Regions from separate parts of the Homo sapiens genome. Here all the other regions are linked to region 3. A link is a loop called in an ENCODE intact Hi-C map of the cell type or tissue named here. Cell type or tissue: HepG2. All regions are shown on one strand.

Region 1 (8,000 bases), 180 kb before region 3:
GCAAAAGTTAGGAAGAGGAGGATTTGTGGAGTTTTCAGGGCTGACTTATGAGTTTCAAATAATTACCTTATAGACACTGGAGCAGGCAGTGCAGTGAGAGGGTATTAATAAGGCCTCGCACAAAAAGTGTGCAGAAAGACAGAGAGGGAAAATAACAAGCAGACCCCGGGCTTTCTTCCTAAGTTTCCAGAGTCCTGATTTTCTTATTAAAAATAAGTGTTAAAATATTTATCTTTCCTAACCTCTACAACTAACTTTGTATTCTGAATAAAGATAACTTTCAGTTATAAACAAAACTAAGAGAGAAAGTCAGATTTTAGAGCACCTGGGAGTGATGAATTGAGAAAAGAAATGCGGTAACCAACAGAAAAATCTCAGTCCAGCTTAGATATGACTTGCAGCTGAAAGTTATCTCAGGTTTTCAGGTCCTACTCTTCTAAGATGATGAACTCATACTATCTTTTAATGAGAGGCTCATATCTGCCTTTGATGTGTGAAAGACACTCCCAGCTGGAGGAGAGTACAAGAAAGATCTAAAATATTTGCTTCAGCTGCAAAGAACTATTAATGAAAGTTTAGAAAATGAGGTAGCATTAGGGGGAAAATCTTTAGAAAAAAAGATGACATACTCTCATCTTATGAAATCTTAAGGGAATATATTCCAGTAAAATAAAATCTGACAAAAAAGTTCTTCCCTCTTCTACACACCAGAGTTCTTCATCCTTTTCCAGAGTGTGTTCTTAATTCCCTGGTACATAGGAGAAAAAAAAAAAAAAAGGCTTCATATAATTTGCTATTCACACAAAACACCAAGGGTTAGAGTCACATAATGTACACAGAGGTTATAAGACCACATGGATGTATCAGCTTACATTGGGGAGAGTTTTAGAATTAATTCTTACAAAACCACCTTTAAGTGTGTTTAAGAAGGGGAGCACTTACAGTGCAATCTTGCGCAACATGTTTACCTATGTAACAACCCTGCATGTCCTGTGCATATGCCCCTCTACGTAAAAGTTGGAAATAAAAAAAAAATCCTGTGCAAAACAGAACTTAAGTTCAGATAATTCTCCACAATTCTCTATGCTGCTTAATGTTCTGAGATTATCTTTTTGTCAAAAAAGCAGCAAAAATAGAAATCTGGTTTTCTTAATAACCTGTCTAAATATATTTTCTAACTATCTAATCTACTCTCAGTATAGAGCACAGGTACAGAAGATAAGCATTAAACAACTCCCATAGGCTATTATAAATCTCCCATTTAGAGTCTGGGACACTTTCAATTACTCTTAGCTGGTCTACCCAGTAACTACTTTCCCTGAATGAGCAAGGAGATCTGTAGAGGTAGCAAAGTCTTTGAGACCTTTTCTTATTATTCCCTTTGATAGAGAGCAGGAGAAAAAGCATATGTGGAAAAACATATGAAATTCCTTCTTAGAAAAAAAAAATTCTCTGTTGCTAACTCCTAAATTAGGTATCTTATATAACATATTTACACATATGTTAACAACTTTACAAAGTAGGCCTCATTATCTTTCTTTTACAGATGTGGGAAACAAGGATCAGATGAGACAGGTTATATGATTTGTCACATGGCTCGTAAGTCAGAATTTGAATCTAGGTCTCAATCTACAAGCTGTGCTTTAGAATGTTAGGTAATTAAACATGATGGCATCACCTACTTTCTGCGGAAGAAATAAATGTTCTAAGGTAAAGAAAGATGCTGAGGAAGGGAAAGTGAGAGAGAGAGAGAGAGAGAGAGAGAGAGAGAGAGAGAGAGAGTATGGACAGGCAAGTACCAGGACTAGGAAATAGTTATTTCAGCAACTTTTATTCATTCAATAAGTACTTATGTAGAATCTACTAGGGGTCAGCTACTCTCAAGGGTTCTCTCAATGGCATCTAAATTCTTGTACCCTCTCAAGGAAATTATATAATTTCTTCTTTCAAAGTTTCCATATTCCTAGGCCAATGTGACATTCCTTTTTTCTCCTCACACATGCCTGGCTGAAATCATGCCAAACCTCAGCAACTTTTAAAAGTGATAAGTCTGCTAGAGTATTTATGTTAAAAACAATTTCAACGGCATACCTGGAAATAAATATTCTACTCCAACAACCAAAATTTTACAAGTGATTAAAGTGGAAAGAGATATGAACGGATATGATCGGATATCTCAGAATGACAATCCATAACTAAGCTAGCTTCCCTACCCACCATCAATGTCAACAATGTCAAAGGAAACTCTGTAAGCAGAATAACTACTTCCTCTTTTTAGCCTGATCCATTTATCCATTTTTCAAAATTTCAGGTATTTCAGACAATGTAGTCTTTTGGATTAAAGACAAGAACTAAGGAAAATATTAATTTCTAACTCAGTTACTATGCTGGTTTACAGAGGCAGCATCATAATTGTTTAAGGCCCTTCCTTAGGGTTCTTTTGATAGGAAAGGAGAAGAAATTGCTTAACTTCCTCATTGCTCAGTCTCCTCAATGAGTAAAATAGACAGATATCCTGGTTATCCCTTCACCTTGATATGAAACTAAACTTTGTTAAATAAAGCTCCAGAGTGAGTGGGTGCTGAGTGTCATTCAACAAATGATAATTCCCCAATCCGAGTTTCAAGTTCTCATTTTATATTTGAGCAACATAGCACAACGCTGACAAAAAGAGGATTAAATCAAGGATTCTGAGCAGAGAGGGGAAAGGCCATGATCATTCCTATCAAAAAAGAAAGGGCAGTTATTTTCTCTTTTCTTTCCTTTAAAAAGAAAGTACTGAGGGATAATTCTGATGTGTCTATTCCAGCAGAACATTTGAAAGACGTGTCCAATTCAGGCCAGAGCGTTGCTCTCAGAGCGAAGGGTATCACCATGCTCTAGAGTTCAGTCTCCTCTGCACATACATAAACACAAGTGCATAGCGCCCCAACGCTGTTTGTCCCCTCGGCCTCACAGCTCTGCCAGTTGGCAAACCCAAGCCAGGAAGTTGTCAATTCCAATTGCGTTTAGGCCATGTAGTCCTATTAAAGAAGGCCTGCTGGTTAAGGGGCGTCCTCTGTTTCCAAAGCATGGGAAAAAAAAAAAAAAGGCTATGCTTAGATTGGAGCTGGCAACTTTCACTGACTAGAGTTTTCAAGGAGCTATGAATGAGTTTAACAAAGGAGGTCTGTGGCTAGTTTCTGGCTGAAGTCCATGTCAACAGTTTTTAAGGTCACAGGCCACACTAACTAACATTTATTCCCAGCAGACCCTGTTCTAAACACAAGCTGTAAGTAGTACAAATTTGGAATTTTTCTGTAATCCCTTGAGATATTCCTGATCCTTCCACATGTTTCTGCTCAATTAAAAACAATTCTCACTTTGCACCACAAGAGAGGCCATGCTCAGCAATCTCAGTTCATCCTTAGGGTAGACGAACAAAAACCTGGCAAATCAAAGGGCTTGAGTGGGGAAGGGAAGGAATTCAGCTGGATCACACTGAAAAGTGCAGACAGCTCCCCAGGGGCTCAGTTTGTGAAAGCATAAAACAGGTTATGACAGAGATCCTGAGGCCATAAAAAGCAGGTTTGAGACACACATTGGGAATAGGTTCCTAGTCATTTTACAGAAATAAGATAAAAATTTCTGAGAAAATTAACAGGTCAACTAGGTGAGTAGAGAATGGTGATAATGCATAGGACAGATGCTAAATATCCCACTTGGAAATTAATACTAACATTTCTCAATTAAGAGGAACTCCTTTAACATCTCTGAAATCAAAATGCATTTTGGGAACAAACTAAAAATTTAACACAGTCATTTCTCCCCCTGAAAAAATATTTTTACATCAATGGTGCAGTGTATAACTAATGGTATTTTTAAGTCTTGGCAGACAACATGGGAATAACTGCCTTGGACTGAGTACCAAAGATGTGCTATGCACTGTGCGTGGTATGTCCATTAAAAAAAAATCTCTCCTGAGCGAGGCATGGTGGCTCACACCTGTAATCCCAGCACTTTGGGAGGTTGAGACAGGCAGATCACTTGAGGTCAGGAGTTCAAGGTCAGCCTGGCCAACATGACAAAACCCTGTCTCTACTAAAAATAAATTAGCTGGATATGGTGTCGTGCACCTGTAATCCCAGCTACTTGGGAGGCTGAGGTGGGAGAATCACTTGAACTCAGGAGGCAGAGGCTGCAGTGAGCCGAGATCGTGCCACTGCACTCCAGCCTGAGCGATGGAGTAAGACTCAGTCCCAAAAGATAAATAAATAAATAAATAAATAAATAATAAAAATAAAAACATAGGCCGGGCGCGGTGGCTCACTCCTGTAATCCCAGCACTTTGGGAGGCTGGGGTGGGTGCATCACCTGAGGTCAGGGGTTTGAGACCAGCCTGACCAATATGGTGAAACCCTGTCTCTACTAAAACTACAAAACTTAGCTGAGCATGGTCGTGGGTGCCTGTAAGCTCAGCTACTTGGGAGGCTGAGGCAGGAGAATCACTTGAACCTGGAAGGCAGAGGTTGCAGTGAGCTGAGACCACGCAATTGCACTTCAACCTGGGCAACAAAAGTGAAACTGCATCTCAAAAAAAAAATAAAAAATAAAAAAATTTAAATTTAAATTAAAAATATATATACCTCGTAATCTTTAAGGCTACCATGAGATGTACTTTCTGTTTTACAGTTAAGGAAACAGGCTCAGAAAGGTGACATGACATGTTTTGGCCTTAGATCTAGTAAGGGGTAGAATCAAAATTTGAACACAGTTCTGATTTCAGAGCGTAAGTCCGTTTCACAAACTTAGTGGGGAAACACACATTAGAGTATCAGTTACTATTTTGGTAGCTAAAGTACTGCCGTTTGTGGCATTCTATATTTGAAATCATGAGATAGATATATGAAGGTGGTTATAATTTTTCCAAACTAAAAAATATGTAAATTATTGTGCAGTGAATATTTGGATTGGGCTTGATAGAACAGCCAGGATAACTACTTCATTAAAGAGAATTAAAAACACCCATGATAACATTACTTAACTATTCTCATTAATACTTTGGGATCCGATCCCCCACGTCATTTTTTTCTACATACTTTTTACAAAATGGAGATCACATCACATATAAAAATTTGTCTCTTGCTTTTCTTCTATAAGTACTGGATATTTTCCATGTCATCAAATAATCACCAAAACCAATTTTAATGGCTACATGGTATCTAATTAAATTTAACTATCCTCTATTTCTAGGCCTTAAAATTGTTTCTAACTTTTCACTCTATATGCTAAATGTCCTTGTCCATATATCCGTACTTATATTTCTGAGTTTTTCATAAAACAGATTCCCCAAAGTGGAAAAAATGTTAAAGGTTTTGAATATATATTGCCAATTGTTTTCCAAGAATGTTGGACCATTTTACAACCTGATCAACAGTGTGTAAGTGCCTACCTCATTACCAAGTGTCATCTGCAAGCTAGCATAACCTAGGCTCATGTACACTTTGTCACATGTATGCCCACATACATCTCACCTATGACAATTGGTCTACCTTTCAATATCTACTATACTATGTGATGTGGTGAGATGTCCACGACCACCTTACCAATATTCTTTACTTATATTAGCTCTTTTTTTTTTTTTTTTTTTTTTGACACAGAGTCTTGCTCCTATTGCCCAGGCTGGAGTGCAATGGTGCAATCTCAGCTCACTGCAACCTCCGCCTCCCAGGTTCAAGCAATTCTTCTGCCTCAGTCTCCCGAGTAGCTGGGATTACAGGCGCACACCACCATGCCCAGCTAATTTTTGTATTTTTAGGAGAGACAGGGTTTCACCATGTTGGCCAGGCTGGTCTCGAATTCCCGACCTCAGGTGATCGACCCGCCTCGGCCTCCCAAAGTGCAGGGATTACAGGCGTGAGCCACCGTGCCTGGCCTACTTATATTATCTCTAATCCTCACCAAAAAAATAGATATGAGGAAATTAAGGCTCAGACAGAGTAAATGGAGTAATCAGAAGCTCATTTCCAAATCAGGAGGACTGGAATGCAGGCCCTACTCTGACACTAGACCACACTCTTATGCCATGCCACCGTGTAACTCATTTTACCTTTCAGATAATGATCAACTTTCTCTCACAACTCCAGGGACTGCCTCTTTCTCTAGCAACACCTCTGCAAACGATGAGACCAGATTAATGTTTGGAGAAGTAAATAAGGGCAATAATACCTAGATCTCATGGGCTTTGAGAAAAGTGAAGTGTATGCTGGCGAGTCTTCTTTAAAAAGCAAGGAGCTAGTGGCAGCAGTGTGGTGCATGGAATGCTCATGCACAGCTTGCAGAAGCAGAAAATGGTGAAACCACTGAAGGAAACAATTTGGCATTATCTCAATAAAGTTGATTGAGCTTAATAGAATAAAATTGCCCAATTTGGCATTTATCCCAATGAAGTCAACGATATACATGTCCTATGACACAACTATTCAACTCCTTAGGTACATACAGTACACAGAAGTTAAGTCTATGTGCACCAGTATAGCTCTTCAAGAATGTTCATAAAAGTCACACGCTAGAAACAGTCCAAATGGCCACCTACAGTTACATGCATAAACAACTCAACCCCTTTATCTCTACAATGGAGATAATTTCATAAGATTGCTATAAAAATAAATGAAAATTACATAAACCAGCTGTGGTATATCATCATACAACACAGAACACTAGATAGCAAAGAAGACAGACTATAACCATAAGCAACAGCATGGGTGAATCTCAAGGTTAAGCAAAAGAAGTAAGACTGAAAATAACAATTCTAAATTGCATAATGCAACTCACAGAGTTCAAAACCAAACAAAGCTATACTATACTATTTAGGGATGTATACATAGGTGAAAAAATTAATATCAGGGTGCTAGTAATTTCTGAACTTCAATGGTGATTACATGGGTATTTGCTGTATATTTATGTTTACTTATGTGTGTATAATGTGTATATGTACATTTGACGCCCTTTTCTGTTTGCAGGTTATATTTCACAATTTACAAAAGGGAAAAACACAGGGTTGTGATCAAACATTTACACAATAGATATAGCATACAGGGACTTTATCAAGTATTTACTGTTTTATTTAATCTTTAGAACAATATTCTGCATTAGTATTGTCCACAATTTGCCACTGAAATAACTGAGACAAAAACCAAATGACAGCCAAGTAAAAATATTTTTATTATAAATCCATGTTTTAAAAAGATTGAAAAAAAATCAAAGTATAGCACCAATGTTTGTTTCATTACAACACAAAAACAGTTTGAATATCCCTTATCCAAAACATATGGGACCAGAAATGTTTCAGATTTTAGATTTGTTTGGATTTTGGAATATTTGCAGAATATATACCAGTTGAGCACCGCTAATTTGGAAATCCAAAATGCTCCGATGGACATTTCATTTGAGCATCATGTTGGTGCTCAAAAAGCTTTTAGAGCATTTTGAATTTTGGATGTTCAGATTAGGGATACTTGAGTACACTAAATCTGAGGAACGCACAAGTTCATGGGAGTCCTTGAAAGTTAAACTGTCCCTTCAAACAAAAAGACCTAGAATTGCAATCTCTGGAGAATGTTAACAAAGAGTACAATGAAAAGATATTTATAAAAGTTTTGTTTTCAGTGGTCACGGGACAACAGTTATCTTTACTCAATAAGGATAATCAATATTGGCTATATTTTTCATATACTAATAAAAAAGAAAAAGCACAAATTAAATTTTCTCCAAAGTTGGTATCCAAAATTACAAAATTTACAAAAGTGACAGTAAAAATCCTAGCTCAGCAGAAAACAGTATACTAGCAAACATACATTCTTTAGAGTCTGTTTTGGCTTGGGGTTGTTTTTGTTTGCAGTGTTTTTTTGTTTTTTAACCACTTAAAAACTTGTTTTCTGATGGGACCAGAATTTTAAAATTAAAAACTTAAAATAAAAAAAAAATCAGTCAGTCATCCCAAGGAGCTTAGACAACAAACT
Region 2 (8,000 bases), 240 kb before region 3:
TGCGAATGGTTACACTTCTCATAACAGTAGAAAAATCCCAAACAATTAACAATTTCCAATAATAGGAAAATGCTTTGGTAAATCAAGGTACATGACAAAATGCTATGCAGCCATGAAAAATATTTATAACATTTTTAATAGTGTGGGAGGCATGCTCATTATAATGGTATCTGAAAATGTGGGCTACAAAAATCTACATAAAGGTCCAACTGGCCTTTGACATCCATGGAAGATACCTTACCTTACCACTTCTTCCAAAAGTACAGCAAGGTACAGATGAATTTTTAACGTCATTTTCAGACCCCTACAAAAGTTACTGTAAAAGCACCACAAAGCTTTATTGAAATGGGAACTCAGGACAGCTGGGTAGGTCACTTGCTGGTTAAGTGTTTTACTTGCAAACCCCAGATCTGCAGCATGACATGAGCAATTCAGATATGTGCCTCAGCAAAATTATAATTTAATACATGTCACAAACTTTCCGGGCTGCTTGGGAATATTAGAAATTGAACATTAACTCTGTGAACGTTAAGGGTCTATTTATCATTTCTTTAATGCAAAGAAAAACTTAAAAAAGAAAACAACCCAAAATGCTAGGAATATTTATTTTAGGGAAGGGAGTGGGGCAAATTAAAAGTGATTTTCTTTTCCTTCCTATTATTTTCTGAATTTCCCAAAATTCCTATAATGGGCATGCATCACTTTTTTGGTAAAATATAAGGCATGTTTTACTTTTTCATCATAAAAATTAAAGCTTATTTGTTTAAAAGAATTATTTTAAAAAGGTAAATACCTGTCTTTTTGTCGTGTAATCTGCCAGGATGTTAAGCAGCTTATAAAATACCTCGAACCAGGGGAGATAGCTGGAGGAAGAAGAGGAAACACATGAAATATTAGTATGCAGGTCAAAAACTTTAACCAGGATCTAATTCAAGACTGATACATTTCAGTTTTGCTCTACATCCTGAAGAGTCTTCCTGTCACAGACTGGTGGAAACACAAACTGGCGAAATGCTAATTATTTCTGAGAGTTTAAAAAATTGCCTGTGCAAGGCAGAGGATTAAATGTCCATTATAAATTATTCCCATGCCTCAGAGCTAGAACAGTTCACAGAGAAGAAATTCAAAGCCGACTCCACAATCAGGCACCATCTCTGAGAAGTCCCCTGGCCTCTCCCAGCACACCCACCCTTTCCAGGAAAGCTTCTATTCAGTTTCTCATGATGGGACAGACACAGACACAGACACACACACTGACACACACACAGCATTCCCACTGCAGGCATCTGCAAAGGGTCCCAATGCCCCCATGAGCCCAAAGCCATCCATGTTGCTGCAACAGACATTCTACCCATCACACACCATCTCTCTATCTACTTCAAGATGAGTTCCACTTCCCCATCCCCACTGCCCTCCACCAGGTCCTGGCCATTGCTCCCCTTCACTCAGAGCAGACTGGCTGCTGACCTCAGTCCTGTGGTCCACTCTGTGTGGCTTGTTTTTTGTTTGTTTGTTTGTTTGTTTTGAGATGGAGTCTCACTCTGTCACCCAGGCCGGAGTGCAGTGGCATGATCTCGGCTCACTGCAACCCCTGCCTCCCTGGTTCAAGTGATTCTCCTGCCTCAGCCTTCTGAGTAGCTGGGACTACAGGTGTGCGCCACCATGCCTGGCTAATTTTTGTATTTTTAATAGAGACGGGGTTTCACCATACTGGCCAGGCTGGTCTCGAACTCCTGAACTCAGGTTATCTGCCTGCCTCGGCCTCCCAAACTGCTGGGATTATAGGCGTGAGCCACCTGGCCACGGCTCTTAGAATGGTTTTTCTAAAATGCAAATCTCCATCGCACATTGTACTTAATTGCTGCAATGATGTCCGTCACTCCAGGATCCAGTCCACATTTGTTAGGATGGACTTCTGGGGCTCTTCACTGCCAGGCCCTTGCCCACTTTTCTGGTTGTCCTCTGTCTACTTCCTCATAGATATGCTCCCCTCACTCCTCTCACTCCGGAACGTCCTGGTATCTTTGAGCCTGCCTGGGCTTACATACACTGGGCCCTTTTCTCCCAGACCTCTGTGGGTCTAGTCTAGCTGATTTCTACTCATCCTCCTAACTGTCCCTCACCCCCTCCCCATCCCCACTTCATGTGCCCTAATTCTCTCTTTTCTGTGCTGCCCTGGTCATGAGAATGCTGCTCTCAGAACATTCCCCACATGATGCAGTCCTCAATGGCATGTCTGTTTTCTCAACAGACCACATGCAAACAGAGAGGAAGGGGCCTATCTTTCTTCACTTTGTCTTTCCGGTGCCAAGAATGGCACCTGGCACACCGTCAGTGCTCAGCGTTTACTGAGCAAATAAAGCCAGACAAAGACTGACGGCAAGGGTGCACGCATCCTATGGAATTGTTGAAAAGTATCCACACCCCCAAGCAGTTTTGCCACTTACTTTCAACGGCTTTGTTCTCTAGAAGGAAATTTTCCAAAGCTACATCTAACAGCAAGCGAGAAGAAGGTTGTACCAAGCGCTTGCCGGCCTGGTCATGTCTGCCCTGCTGTGCTAACAGAGTCCAATACCGACAGATATGGACACGAGGTAGCGCACAGATGTGATATCCTGCCAGGGAGAGGGGAATCAGCACCCTGTACAGATTACCGGCTGCGCCACTGAGGGTAATAAATGAAGTGAGAGGCAACAAAGAGAACAGATAAAGTGCACAGTCCTCTGTCATTAACGTCTGTCTAAAGCCAGCACATGCTACTGTAAAATTTAAGTAGCTTATCAAAATATACTGATAAGCAACTTAACTTTTCACTTCTATGACAGTATTATCACTTATGTTAATATGTTTCAATCAGCCCTGGCAGCTGCATATTGACTATTACATAGCAAATGACTGCTGCCACTTTGCACAGCATTTACTTTGGCAGAGTAATGTAAACATTCAAGAGGGATTAGGGAGCAGATAAGTTTCTCCTTTCCTATTCTGTTAAATAAACCTCGGCCGAGTTAAAAGCCATTATAGTATGAACGAGAAATCCCCTCAGAAGAAAACTCTTGCACAGATTAGACGACTCAGTAAACAAATTTGACCAAGGATTACAAATTTTTTTTTTCCTGAAAGCAAAATACCACTAGTTAAATCCAGCCACTGAAAGTCAGGAGGCAGGGGGGAAAAGGCAAGAAGGGGAAGTAGAATCTTGCAAGAAAACTGTGACTTCAAGTAAACAAGAGAAAAACTGAATCATTTTAGAAATATTTGGTGAAGTGATATGGGGCAGGCTGGGTGCTCTGACAGTTTAGGACTACAGAATCCATCGAAGTAGTTTTGGATGAGTAGGTTCAACTGACCAATGTGGCTTGGGCACAGAAGCTCCAGCCTCCAAGTTGTCACCTGCTGTGAGGATGAAGGAGGTGACGTGGGAAGGAGCTCCTAGCCTACTATAGATGGCACCCTGGTTCTCACACTCAGCCTCAGCCTCAGCCTCAGCCTCACCAAGTCAATTCTTTTTGGCTATGCTAAGCAGAACCACTGGCCACAAGAAGTTTTGCAGTTACCCTGGAAATCAGCCATTTCTTTCTCCCTTTGGCCTGACCGGACACAACTGTTCCCCACATGTTGTCCCCTGTACACTCACAGATGAATATCTAGTGATGGCAGTGTTAAGGTTTTGAAACCGAAACCCAGCTGTCTTCTTCTTCAAAGGGCCCCTGTTTTCCCCTGTTGGGAGGCCAGGGTTCACAGCGGAGCTCTATCCAGCGGCGTTTCCTGTCCTGCTTCATTAGAGCCGCCACAACAGCTTGCGCGGCCTGCTAGGCTGCAGGTGAGGCTGCAGGGACCCTGCACTCCAGTCTGCGTGTGTCTGTCATCATTGAATAAACAATCCTTCCCAGTCCAAAGACAGAAACAAACACTCTAGTACACTGCACCACCTTGGACATCTAACGGGGTGCGACCATCCGTGGTCCGCCTCTGCCTGCTGCCTTTGTGTGACGGCTTGAGTCCCCACTGCGGAGTACCACAGTTGGGACTATGGTGGGCTCTGTCCAAGGCTGTGGCACAAAGGGTCCTCCTGCACTCAAGAAAGCTATGGTCCTCATCAGAAAGAGACACACCCACAACAGAGTAACAGTTTGGGTGGAAGGAGCTGGAAGTCCTTCCCAAGTGCTTTATTTAGTTTAGGCTTTCGGACTGATGTAGAAGATGATCATGGAGCATCATCATGACCCAATCAGAAGACAGAGAAAAGCGAAAAGGAACAGCCTGCTCCCCAGGCACCTGCCTGGATCCAGGCTTCTCTCCCTTCTCACCCACTGTGGCTCAGGTAACTCTGTCCCAGGCTCTACCCTCACTCCCAGGCCTGAGAGTCAAATGGAGAGGCTTGTGTTTCATATGAGGTAATAAGTTTTAAACTTGAGAAGTTTCCTCCACCCACTGCCTTCCCGATCCGGGGTCCCACCGGCCCTTGTAAGGAGGGCAAGGGCAGGTTCTAAAGACAGCACTTATGGCAGCAACAGCCCATAGTCAAAATCACCCTGAAAAAGCCCTTAAATTACCTCCAAATATGGCGGACATGGTCTGTGTAAACACAAAGTAGTTAACCTGAGTTGTGGGGTCAGGCTGAATGACAGCATCCTGCATCTAAATCTGTCGACCGGGTGAGCTGCTGGCTCTTGAGCTGAACTGAGAGCAGAGGACTGCCTTTTCTAATCTCACTCCACTTGGGATGATAATCACTCCAACTGGTGAGTTTGTGTACACGTGGATGACTGGCCTTGTGTAAGTTCAGCGTGAATATAAAGGGATTCCACTTCTTTAAGTATTAAAACAGAAAACCATTAAAAAATTTTAAGAGCTCTCCGACACCTCTTTCTACTAGTTCAGTTCAAAGCTATGAGATGGGACCAGGCAAGGTAGGTATGGAAGAGAGCAGGGGACAGGGATGGTGGGAGAGGCTGACCAAGTCGAGGAAGGCAGCAACCACCTGGGAGAATGCTGGTCCACAGCAGGACATCAGACTCAGGTGAGGGGAGGAAGCTGTCCTCCCGAAGGGGCAACCTGGTGTTAGAGTCCAAGTGGGAGGAGAAGGGTGTCCCACTGAGGGGTCATTGGGCATAGTGTGCTGGGGCCCAAGCAGAGTGAGGGGCCTAGTAAGGGAAAGTCAGCGTCTGAGCAGGATGAGGAGGGAGTCTCATGGGGGAGGCCTGACTTGGAGTTTCATGACTCAAGGGGGCAAGGAGGGGTTAGACCTGGCATGGGATAAAGACAGCATCTATGTGGAGTGGAGGGCCTGACCAGCAATGGTATTAGAACCCAGAAGAGTACAAAGAACATCTGGAAGGCAGTTCAATGTGGGATGTCAGAGCCTGAGGGGTGGGAGGGCTTCCACCAAAGTGGGGGTCGGGGGAGGGGAGGGAGGCGAGGCAGAGTCCATGTGGTTGAGAATGCTGTCCGTGATAGGAAGGGGCAGCAGCAGCTCTGCCTAAGGTGCCACAGTTCAAACAGTAGCACATGCTACTGTAAAAACAGGGTGAGGAGGGTGGCGCTGTGTAGGAAGGGGGCTGCAGCAGAGGGCCACTGGTTACAAACAAGGAACAGATCAAGACTGACCAAGCTGGTAAATATATAATGGGAACCAGGTATCTTACTATCAGAAGAGAGTTACAAATCCAGTTAGGGAAAGAATGAGAATGAACCCCACGGTGTCAAACTGGAACTGAATGTAACTGTGGGGCATCATGATGTTCAGTAGACAGGTAGGAAAGTAGAGACAGATAAAATAAATAGAAATACAAATCTATGTACATACATACCTTCCCTAGTTTTAGTCACTGAGAAGGCCTGGAAGCAGAGATATCCCAATTATAATGAGCACACTTAGTGCCCAGATATTGGTTTCTAAATACTATTCTCCAGTAATAGGAACCTGGGCTCCTTGAAAAAAAATGTCTGATTCCAGGGCTGGGGCTGGGAAATGCTGTGTTGGGTTAGGAAAAAAAAAAAAAAATAGCAGTGCTCAACACATGATCAGGACATATCAACAGGACACGAAAGCCAGTGAGGAGGGGCTTCCACTGACAAAATCTGCATGACAGGCAGAAGAAAGCGCATGAGCGATGGCTTTAGAACCAGGTGGGAAGTAATTCTTTCCCCTCATCTTGACCTCAGCAGAGCCCAGTGGATTTCAGCCTTATCAGAACCAGCATCTACTTTGCTATCCTAAAAACAAAATCTTAATGTAATCTAGTCATTCACAAAACCAAAATAATGCTCTGGCTCTCCTATAAAAGAGAAATAAAAATAAAAGTAATTTGCAATAAAATTTTAGGATGTAACACTCAGGCACCATTAGAATAGATGATACAATGAAGCAGTGCCTCCCGGGGGAAGACTTGCGGCAGAGCTGCTTGTGTTCATGTCGGGACTGATGAGTTTAAAAGTAACATGACACAGGGTCTTTCAGTTGCTTTTGGTGACTTGCTACTGTCTGAGGAGCTCCTGACATTCCATGTTGAATACCTGAGGAGAGGTATCCCTTTCTTTCTGTCAGCAGATTTTGCCAACGTGTTTCCAATGGCAAAGCATCCCTTGGTTAAGACCATTCAGCACTCAATATTTAAAGCCTTCCTATTAAAACAAAACAGAACAAAACAAAAAAACCTCCTCCCCAATGTTAAAAAGCAGAGCAGCATGGCACATGCTGGGGAGAACACTGGCTTGAGTCTGGTAACCCCGAGTTTGAATCTTAGTTCTGCTCCTTTCTAGATGTGACACCTCGAGAAAGCGGTCTTCCCAAAACTCAGTTTCCTCCTCTATGAAAAGATATACACCACCTGCTAATGTACCTGATGGACATGACAGCCACCAATCCAGAACACGCTTCCTGTCCCCCTTGGCAATCTCAGCTTTGGGAATCTCTCTTTGATTCCTGGTGTCTGGGTCAGAGGCTCCTCCAGAATTCTACAGAAATTCCTCATACCATGTGGTCAACCAGAATGGGCAGGAAAACAGAAGCTCTTATAAGAGGAAAATACTCACCAACAATGTGACTGCTTCAAACAACATGACCCTTCTCCACCCTTCCAGTTTCCAGACAATACGTCCCCTATCCACCCTTTCAAGTTTCACCTAGCATCTATCCCTGCTCCTCTGTCTGTATCTCAGCCAAACATCTATAATAAAATGCAAATTTGCCATGAACTAAAACTACAACTCTTGCAAAGGAGACTGGATTTTATGAAGCCCATGTTGGACATGCTGGATACCTGCACAGAGTTGAGGCAAAGTCACTGACAAATGAAGACCTGGCTGTATTAGACCACTTAACAAGACATGAAGAGAAAAATCAAGAAAAACAAGGATAGTAACACAACAGTCACATCAAAAGAAAATGATTTCAATATGAAAGGATAAAAGAGACCTTCGGGAAACTGAAGTCCTCAAATACTTTTGGAAAAAAATGACTCCTTTTATGATTATGCTGTGAAAGTCAACTATGAACTGTTATTAAGTCAGAAAAATTATAACCTCCTCTCCCCACAATACTTGATGCATTATTCTTTCTAAGAATTACTGCATTGTTGGAATTAAGAGACAGAGTTTGTTGAGGTAAATTTATACTTTTTTATACTTTTTCTAGATAAAATCCTAACCTTTTCCTCATTTTTACTATGAGCTTTTGGTCCCCATTTAAATTGATGCATTTTATTCCCAGAATATGAAGACCTCCTGGGCTTACTAGACATTAAAACTCCCCATCGTTTATAATACGTGCTTGTTTGCCTGTCTTCTCCATTGGTGTCAACTCCATGAGATCAAGGACGGTGACTGTGTATTGACTATTTAACCCCTAATTATTCCTGGCACATGTGAGACATTCAATAAATCATAGCTTACCTTGACAGACGTAACTCATCTCTATAGGTTCTATTAAGGCCATTAATTACCACTAGAGCTACAGAGTAACAGTCAACCAACTCTAGTCGGGACGTGGGGATCCA
Region 3 (8,000 bases):
TCTCAAAAATTACCTTTTGAAAATGTTTAAAAAATTAATAAAATCAAGCATTTACCCTGCCTTTCCTATATGAACTGTATCTCAGAGCAACCAAATGGTTGATATGGAAAAGGTTTCTTTTTACAAGTATCCCAGCTAGTATGAAGAAGAAGTGATAGAAACAAAATATCACCATTTTATAACCTCTAATTAATGAACAGATCAAAGAGAGATAACCAGACATAATGTACCTCTTGATGGAAGTACCTATCACCACTTTTAAAATATTCTTGCCAAGAAAGTGAACTTGAATCTCATCAAGTCACTTAATCCAACTACCAATTTGTAGGAAATAAAGGGGACAGAGGAATACATTAAACAAACCTTAAGGATGCAACGGAAATCATATAGGACAAATAACCCAGTTCTTCAAAAAATAAACTGCATGGGGGAAAAAGACAGCAAATATCAACCAATTGCAATGTATGAACTTCGCTGATTCAAACGAATCCACCGTTTTTTTTAAATTTGACATAACTGAAAAACTTTGAACACTGACTGGATATTTAATAACATTAAAATTTTTTGACCGGGTGCAGTGGCTCATGCCTGTAATCCCAGCACTTTGGGAGGCCTAGGTGGGTGGACTGCTTGGGGTCAGGAGTTTGAAACCAGCCTGACCAACATGGTGAAACCCTGTCTCTACTAAAAACACAAAAATTAGCTGGGCATGGTGGCGCACACCTGTAATCCCAGCTACTGGGGAGGTTGAGGCAGGAGAATCGCTTGAACCCAGGAGGCAGAGGTTGCAGTGAGCCGAGATCACACCACTGCACTCCAGCTTGGGTGACAAAGTACAACTTCAACTAAAAAAAAAAAATTAAAAATTAAATTTTTTGGTTAACTTTTTAGGTGTGAAAATGTTATGTTTTTTAAAAAGAAAAATCTACCTTTTAGAGGCACATATGGAAGTATTTAAGAATGATATGACATCTGCGGCCTGGAATGGTGGCTCACACCTGTAATCCCAGCACTTTGGGAGGTGGAGGCAGGCAGATCACTTGAGGTCAGGTGTTTGAGATCAGCCTGGCCAAAATGGTGAAATCTCATCTCTACCAACAATACAAAAATTAGCCAGGCATGGTGGTGCACACCTGTAATCCCAGCTACTGGGGTGGCTGAGGCACGAGAATCACTTGAACCTGGGAGGTGGAGGTTGCAGCGTGCCGAGATTGCATCACTGCACTCCAGCCTGGGTGACAGAGTGAGACTCTGTCTCAGAAAAAAAAAAAAAAAAAAAAGGATGATATGACAACATCTGGGATTTGCTTCAAAATAATCCAGGACTAGAGAGCAGGGGAGGGAGTTACAGTCAGTTATCTATAAATAAAACTAGGTAAAACATAAATTAAGTGTTGAAACTGGTTGATGGGAATTTGGGGGCTCATTATACTATTCTACTTTTATAGATGTTTAAAATTTTCCAAAATAAAGTTTAAAAATAGGTTCAAGCACCAAGAAGAAAAAGAATAAAAAATCACTTTAAGGCCGGGCATGGTGGCTCAAGCCTGTAATCCCAGCACTTCGGGAGGCCGAGGCGGGCGGATCACCTGAGGTCAGGAGTTTGAGACCAGCCTGGCCAAACTGGAGAAATCCGTCTCTACTAAAAGTACGAAAAATTAGCCGGACATGGTGGCAGGTGCCTGTAATCCCAGCTACTCAGGAGGCTGAAGCAGAGGAAGCTTGAATCCAGGAGGTAGTAATTGCAGTGAACCAAGATCGTGCCACTGCACTCCAGCCTGGGCGACAAGAGCAAGGCTCTGTCACACACACACAAAAAAAACACTTTAAAAAGACTGAAAAGTAGTACCAGTTAAACAGAGATAAATATAAATTATTTGTATAAATCTTTTATAAAACTGAATAGATTTCCAATATTTATGATAAAGGGAACATTAAGTGGTTTTTTTACTTCAAGACAGGGTCTTGCTCTGTTGCCCAAGCTAGAGTACAGTGGTGCAATCTCAGCTCACTGCAACCTCCCCTTCCCGGGTTCAAGCAGTTCTCACACCTCAGCCTCCCAAGTAGCTGGGATTACAGGCATGCGCCACCATGCCCAGCTAATTTTTGTAATTTTTTTTTTTTTTTTTAGTAGAGATGGGGTTTTGCCATGTTGGCCCAACTGATCTCGAACTCCTGACTTCAAATGATCTGCCTGCTTCAGCCTCCCAAAGTGATGAGATTACAGGTGTGAGCTACCGGGCCTGGCTGGGGACATAAGTGTTCTTAAATGTTATAATTCTAATTGTTTGCACGCTCATCTTACCTGTCTTAGTAGACTATAGGCTTCCTTTCTTCCCAACCAGCAAGAGCAATAGTGCTTTGTATATATCAGCATCTCAATCTTTCAAACAAATTCAGTGAAATACACTACACGTCATCCTAACATTCTTACTGAAAGGAAGCAAATACTTTGGTTTTTAAAAACAAAACCAAAAAAAACTGTAATACTATAAAAAGGAACATACTTGCTGTTTTTTAACTTGTTTTTTAACTCCAGGTTGTTCAGACAACTGTGTTTTCTCCTCTCCAAGCAATATTAATGATAGCTGCCATTTAATAAGCAGTCATATCTCCACTGAGAACTAGGCACAATATCTCTTTTAATTATCACAACAACCCTGTAGGTTAATTTATTAGCTTCCTTCCATAAATATTATTTTTTTAACCTGAAGCTCAGAAATTTAGAACTCAGAGGGAGAATGTATAGTTCTGGGAACTCAGTACTCCAATGCTCACATACCCCTGGCTCCTCTCACACCCCGGAGTTCAAGAACTGCCAGCGTGGAGTCAAACAGTATCTTCTCTAGATTGGTTTCCTTCCTTCCATTTATTCATACAGCCTATGCGAGATCAATGCAACACCCTCAAACCTTTCCTGTGGCTAAAGTGAATTCAAAAGGTGGTTTTTCTTTTCCCCCTCTCTAAATCTACCATGAACAGATTTGCCTTCAGCAATTTAGTCCAGCCCACTTCAAGTCTTACTCATTCAATAAAGCACACACATTCACTATGGATCCCTCAAAGATTCCTTCCATTCTCAATGCAGACTAAAATGCCTTATCCCAATTATAACTTTTCACTTTTCCTCAGAAAAGCAAACATATAACCAGTCCTCACCTCACAAATACTCCATTTGTAACATAACTCTGCTAACCTTGGCAAGTCATCTTTGATTCTTCTTTTGCCTCTTACGTGTAATTTGTCACCAAGTCTTGTCATTTCTACTTAAAATCTCTCAAAGCCATCCTTTTTTTTTTTTTTCTTTTTTCTTTTTGAGACAGGGTCTCACTCTGTCACCCAGGCTGGAATGCAGTGGCGTGATCTTGACTCACTGCAACCTCCGTCTCCTGAGCTCTGTGGGAGCTCAAGTGATCCTCCCACCTCAGCCTCCCAAGTAGCTGGGACCACAGATACATGCCACCACACCTGGCTAATTGTTGTATTTTTTTGTAAAGACAGAGTTTCATCATGTTGCCCATGCTGGTCTCAACTTCCTGGACTCAAGCCATCCACCCTCCTTGGCCTCCCAAAGTGCTGGCATTACAGGCATGAGCCACCACGCCCGGCCTGTCATTCCTTTTCTTTACACTGCCAAAACCTTGCTCTGGACCTTGATCTTCAGCAGTAAAAACTATTTACACAGTTCCACAATCCAGTGGCCTCCCATTTTTTTCCATGCATTCTTCCTATCAGTAAAAAAGTGAGCATACATCTGATAAATATCCATAAATTATAATAATGCCTTACTATACTAACACATACATTAAAAAATACAAACTTTGAAGGTTGATATAAAAATAAATACAATTTCTAACATATTCTCACGTTCCAATGCGTCATCTTGTAAAAGCCAGAGATATCACTGTTCTAAACTGCTGCTGCCAGGGTAATCTACCTAAAAACCCAAATCTGATCATAGTACATCCCCAGTTCAACCCTTCAATGGCATCATATCCCACTGGCACATGCCTACTTCATCAACTTCCTCTCCTGTAATCTTTATCCTTATATCCTGTATTTCAGCTTTACCTTTTATCTCCCCATGACTTTTGCATACACAGTTCCCTATATCTGGAATGCCCTTGCCCTCAACAGTTACTGATTTGTACATAACAGTATCTTGAAGAGGGAAACACATTCTAAATGTCATAACCAACGTCCAAATGAACTTTTGGAATGTCACCTCTCTTTTCTATAGGAACATATATGTATTTTAACATATCTTTTCTTACTTTATTTGGCTCCTTTTCAAGTCCTGAATACTCGGAAAGAATGGGTACGGATTCCAATAAAAGTAGAGAACAAAACAACTTCATTTTGTTTATTTTTCTTCCTTGTTTATCTTTCCATGTCCCTACAAAGCCCCTTTAAGCAAAAAGGATGTTACGAACCCAGAGATTAGCTCTCCCTAGGGCCAGGAAAAAGGCTGGACCTTTGCAACTGCAACCGGAACTCCAGCCAGGAACTTACACAGATTTAATAACTCAATGCAAACATACTTTCCTAGAGCAATACTCCAGGTCTTACCTTCTGTTTCAACCTTCCTATCTGCTGTACAATGCCCTCTAAGTTGACTACAATGGCTAAGAAAAGAGTGATGGAGTAGCACCAACATGTTTTCCAGAAAAGTCATGAAAATTCAAGTGGCTGACTCTGAGCACTAACGATGGAGAGCTTGGTCTTCAAAGAGACTTTTATTCCACCACTCCAAGTCTCTCTACATTCTCCTTTGGGGACAGGGAGGACAGCACTGTGGCGGAGAAAGGGAAGAGGGGAATAGGCATTAGAGGAAGAAGGCCTGGAAGGAAGTCACATTCCAATTCTTGGTCTCATCACAAAGCAGAGAGATACGTTAGTTGTGCTATACAACAGGCCTCAAGAAAAAGCAAACTTTTTGTGTATTTTGGCAATGGGATCCTTTAAACAAACTGGAGCAGAGCTATCATAAGCCAACACTGCTCCTCTATTCTTGAAATGAGATCGGTTTATCCTCACTTTCAAGTCATATAACTTCCACTTGTCTTCCTTTGGTAATCCCCCTCCATTCTCCAAATCTCCCCTTTCTTTCAGTTCAAGTTCCAACCTCTTCCTAGAAACCTATCTCCGTCTACACTGATCTTTTCTATGTAACTCATTTGGGCCAAATCAAAACCACAATAAAATACCACTTTACACAAAGTGGTACAGCTGCTTTAGGAAACAATTTTAACAGTTTCTCAAAATGTTACATAGAGTTACCAAAAGATCCAGCAATTCCACTCCTAAGTATATACCCAAGCGAAATAAAAACATATGTCCACACAAAATGTTCATAGCAACATCATTCATAATGATGAAAAGGGGAAACAACCCAAATACCTAACAACTGACAAATGGATGAGTAAAATGTGGTATGTCCATACAATGGAATATTATTCAGCAGTAAAAAGTAATGAAACACTCATGCATGCTCCAACATGGATAAATCTTGAAATCATTAAGTGAAAGAAGCCACGCAGGACGGGTTATATATGATTCTATTTATTAATATATGAAATGCCCATAAAAGGCAAATCTATAGCAAGTAGATTAGTGATTGCCTAGGACTGAAGGGTTTGGGGGAATGAGGAGTGTCTAACAGGCATGGGGTTTCTTTCTGGGGTGATGAAAAAGTTCTGGAATTAGTGGTAATCAATCACCCTTGTGAATATACTTAAAACCACTTAAAAAAGTAAATTTTAGGGCTGGGCACAGTGGCTCATGCCTGTAATCCCAGCACTTTGGGAGGCCAAGGCAGTCGGATCATCAGGAGTTTGAGACTAGCCTGGCCAACATGGTGAAACTAAAAATACAAAAACTAGTCAGGCATGGTGGCGGGCACCTGCAGTCCCAGCTACTTGGGAGGCTGAGGCATAAGAATCACCTGAACCCAGGAGGCGGAGGTAGCAGTGAGCCAAGATCACACCACTGCACTCCAGCCTGGGGGACAGAGTGAAACTGTCTCAAAAAAAAAAAAAAAGTAAATATTATAGTATGTGAATCTTATGTTGTAATCTTATAAGATTCACATACTATAAAATTTCGTATCTTAAACAGTTTTCAGATTACCACAACCTACAAGGCCCTGTCCAGGGTCTCTCCCTCTGACCTCACCACAAGCCTCTCTGCCATCAGTCACTACTCAAACCCACTGGCCTTCTGTCCGTTCCTGAAATATGCCTAGGGTTTTCTTGCCTCAAGGCCTGGAATAAAAAGTCTTGCCTAGTCTCTTTAGATGACTAATACCTCCTCATCCTTTAAGTCTCAGCTCAAATGTCATCTCCACAGTGAGGCCTTCCCTCGCCACTCTATCTAAAATAGGACAGTCGCTCCCATCATTTTCTCTGAGGCAACTCATGTGCTTCCTTTATAGAACATCCACATAGCTTTATGTGAATTCACCTGGTTTTTTTAATGTCAGGTCCACAAGACTGTATGCACCGTGAGGAGTGAATCTGTATTATTCACCATCGTAATTCCCAATGTCTAACACAATTCCTGGCATTTAAGTGCCAGGAATAAATGGTAATATTTTTATTTCCCTAATATGCCACGTCCTCATATGTACTGCTCCCTCTGCTGATACCACCACCATCACTACTGCCTCTACTCCCTCTGCTAACCACCCCTACCTATCTCTCAGCTGAAACATGATCCCCTTGGTGAAGGCTTCCTTTCCTGACCCTCCCTCCTCCCCAGAAGACAGTCTCTCCTTCACTTACTCACCTATTCGTCACCAGCGGCATCTCCACCATTGCAATTAACTTATACTGTATTATACTTGTGTTTTGTTTTTTTTGTTGTTTTGTTTTGTTTTGGTGGGGAGGGAGTCTGGAAGGGATTGTTTTTGTTTTACATTTGTGTCCACTACTTTAGAAAGCCTTAAAGAAAAATATTTGTTCATCTTTGTGTCCCCAGTACTTAGCACACTGCCAGGCACAGTATTGCCACTAATTATGATAATAATGGCTAACATTTATTGTTTAATATGTGCTTAATCTTCTTAGTTCTACAGTAGGTAAATGGATGAATAAATGGATAAATTTCTTGGTCACTAACCTCACAGAGGTCACAGTTTGACAGGGACAGAAGACAGGTATACAGGCTAATGTAGAATAATCACCACCACAAGGCCAAATTAGTTGCCCTGCCCTGTTCCTATGCCTCAAGTCTTAGAGTATGCTTTTCTCTGAGTCCATAAATGTCACGTTTCTTCAAACTCACTTAGAAAACTTCCTTCGATTACTTACAGCCCACTTCCTGCACTTGGTGCCTGGAAGCAATTTCTAGGATGTCACCACAAGCAATATTAAACTGCCACATAGTTTCCTGCTGTGTGTCTGCATTATCAGTTAAATTGCTTCATATTAACCACATTCCAGTCCACTGGGATCATTCAAACACTAAATAAGATTTAAAAATACCTGTTGAAGATTGTCAGTTACCACTGCTCCTTTTATTCTTCTAGATAAATGTCCATACAGATGTAACATTTAGGTTTCCAGGGTGCTACCTGCATACTGGTGACCTTCTCTTTTTTTGTCCATTAAATGTTGATTTGAGGCAAGACAATGTTCCTTTATTAAAATAAACATGAGGCTGGGCACGGTGGCTCACATCACACCTGTAATCCCAGCACTTTGGGAGGCCAAGGCAGGCAGATCACCTGAGGCTGGGAGTTCAAGACCAGCCTGACCAACACGGGAGAAACCCGTCTCTACCAAATAAAGAAAATTAGCCAGGCATGGTGTCTCATGCATGTAATCCCAACTACTGGGGAAGCTGAGGCAGGAGAATCGCTTGAACCCGGGGGTTGGAGGTTGCCATGAGCCAAGATCATGCCATTGCACTCCAGCCTGGGCAACAAGAGCAAAACTCCATCTCAAAAAAAAAAAAAAAAAAAAGAACTAAATAATCTAGTAAAAGGCCTGCGTAAACCA

What was found. Hi-C counts contacts between places; a loop is a spot of excess contacts. Peaks named below come from ENCODE experiments on the same cell type or tissue, not always from the same donor. Only the 100,000 strongest peaks of a DNase experiment are listed, where the experiment ranks them.
Region 1: a loop joins it to region 3, with 2.3 times the contacts of the local background. A loop is called at or near these places in 9 of 110 quality-filtered maps.
Region 2: it touches region 3 in a loop (16-fold over the local background); 5 of 110 quality-filtered maps call a loop at or near these places.

What each region holds. Positions count from the first base shown.
Region 1 is chr9:123,739,161-123,747,160 of GRCh38, forward strand. The region is part of intron 5 of DENND1A (DENN domain containing 1A); the gene reads right to left. Among named protein-coding and RNA genes, the nearest start is that of DENND1A, 190 kb to the right of the region's middle. RefSeq lists an enhancer at 461-510. In HepG2, no CTCF peak of the experiment used is centred here; a DNase peak (open chromatin) is centred at 3,041; H3K4me3 peaks cover 1,509 bases.
Region 2 is chr9:123,675,927-123,683,926 of GRCh38, forward strand. DENND1A (DENN domain containing 1A) reads right to left here. Exons shown (of 24, transcript NM_001352964.2): 6 at 794-863. Among named protein-coding and RNA genes, the nearest start is that of MIR7150, 190 kb to the left of the region's middle. RefSeq lists an enhancer at 3,595-3,674. In HepG2, no CTCF peak of the experiment used is centred here; DNase peaks (open chromatin) are centred at 2,295, 2,955 and 3,765; H3K4me3 peaks cover 669 bases.
Region 3 is chr9:123,918,624-123,926,623 of GRCh38, forward strand. The region is part of intron 1 of DENND1A (DENN domain containing 1A); the gene reads right to left. Among named protein-coding and RNA genes, the nearest start is that of DENND1A, 7.5 kb to the right of the region's middle. In HepG2, no CTCF peak of the experiment used is centred here; DNase peaks (open chromatin) are centred at 3,608 and 4,498; H3K4me3 peaks cover 1,396 bases.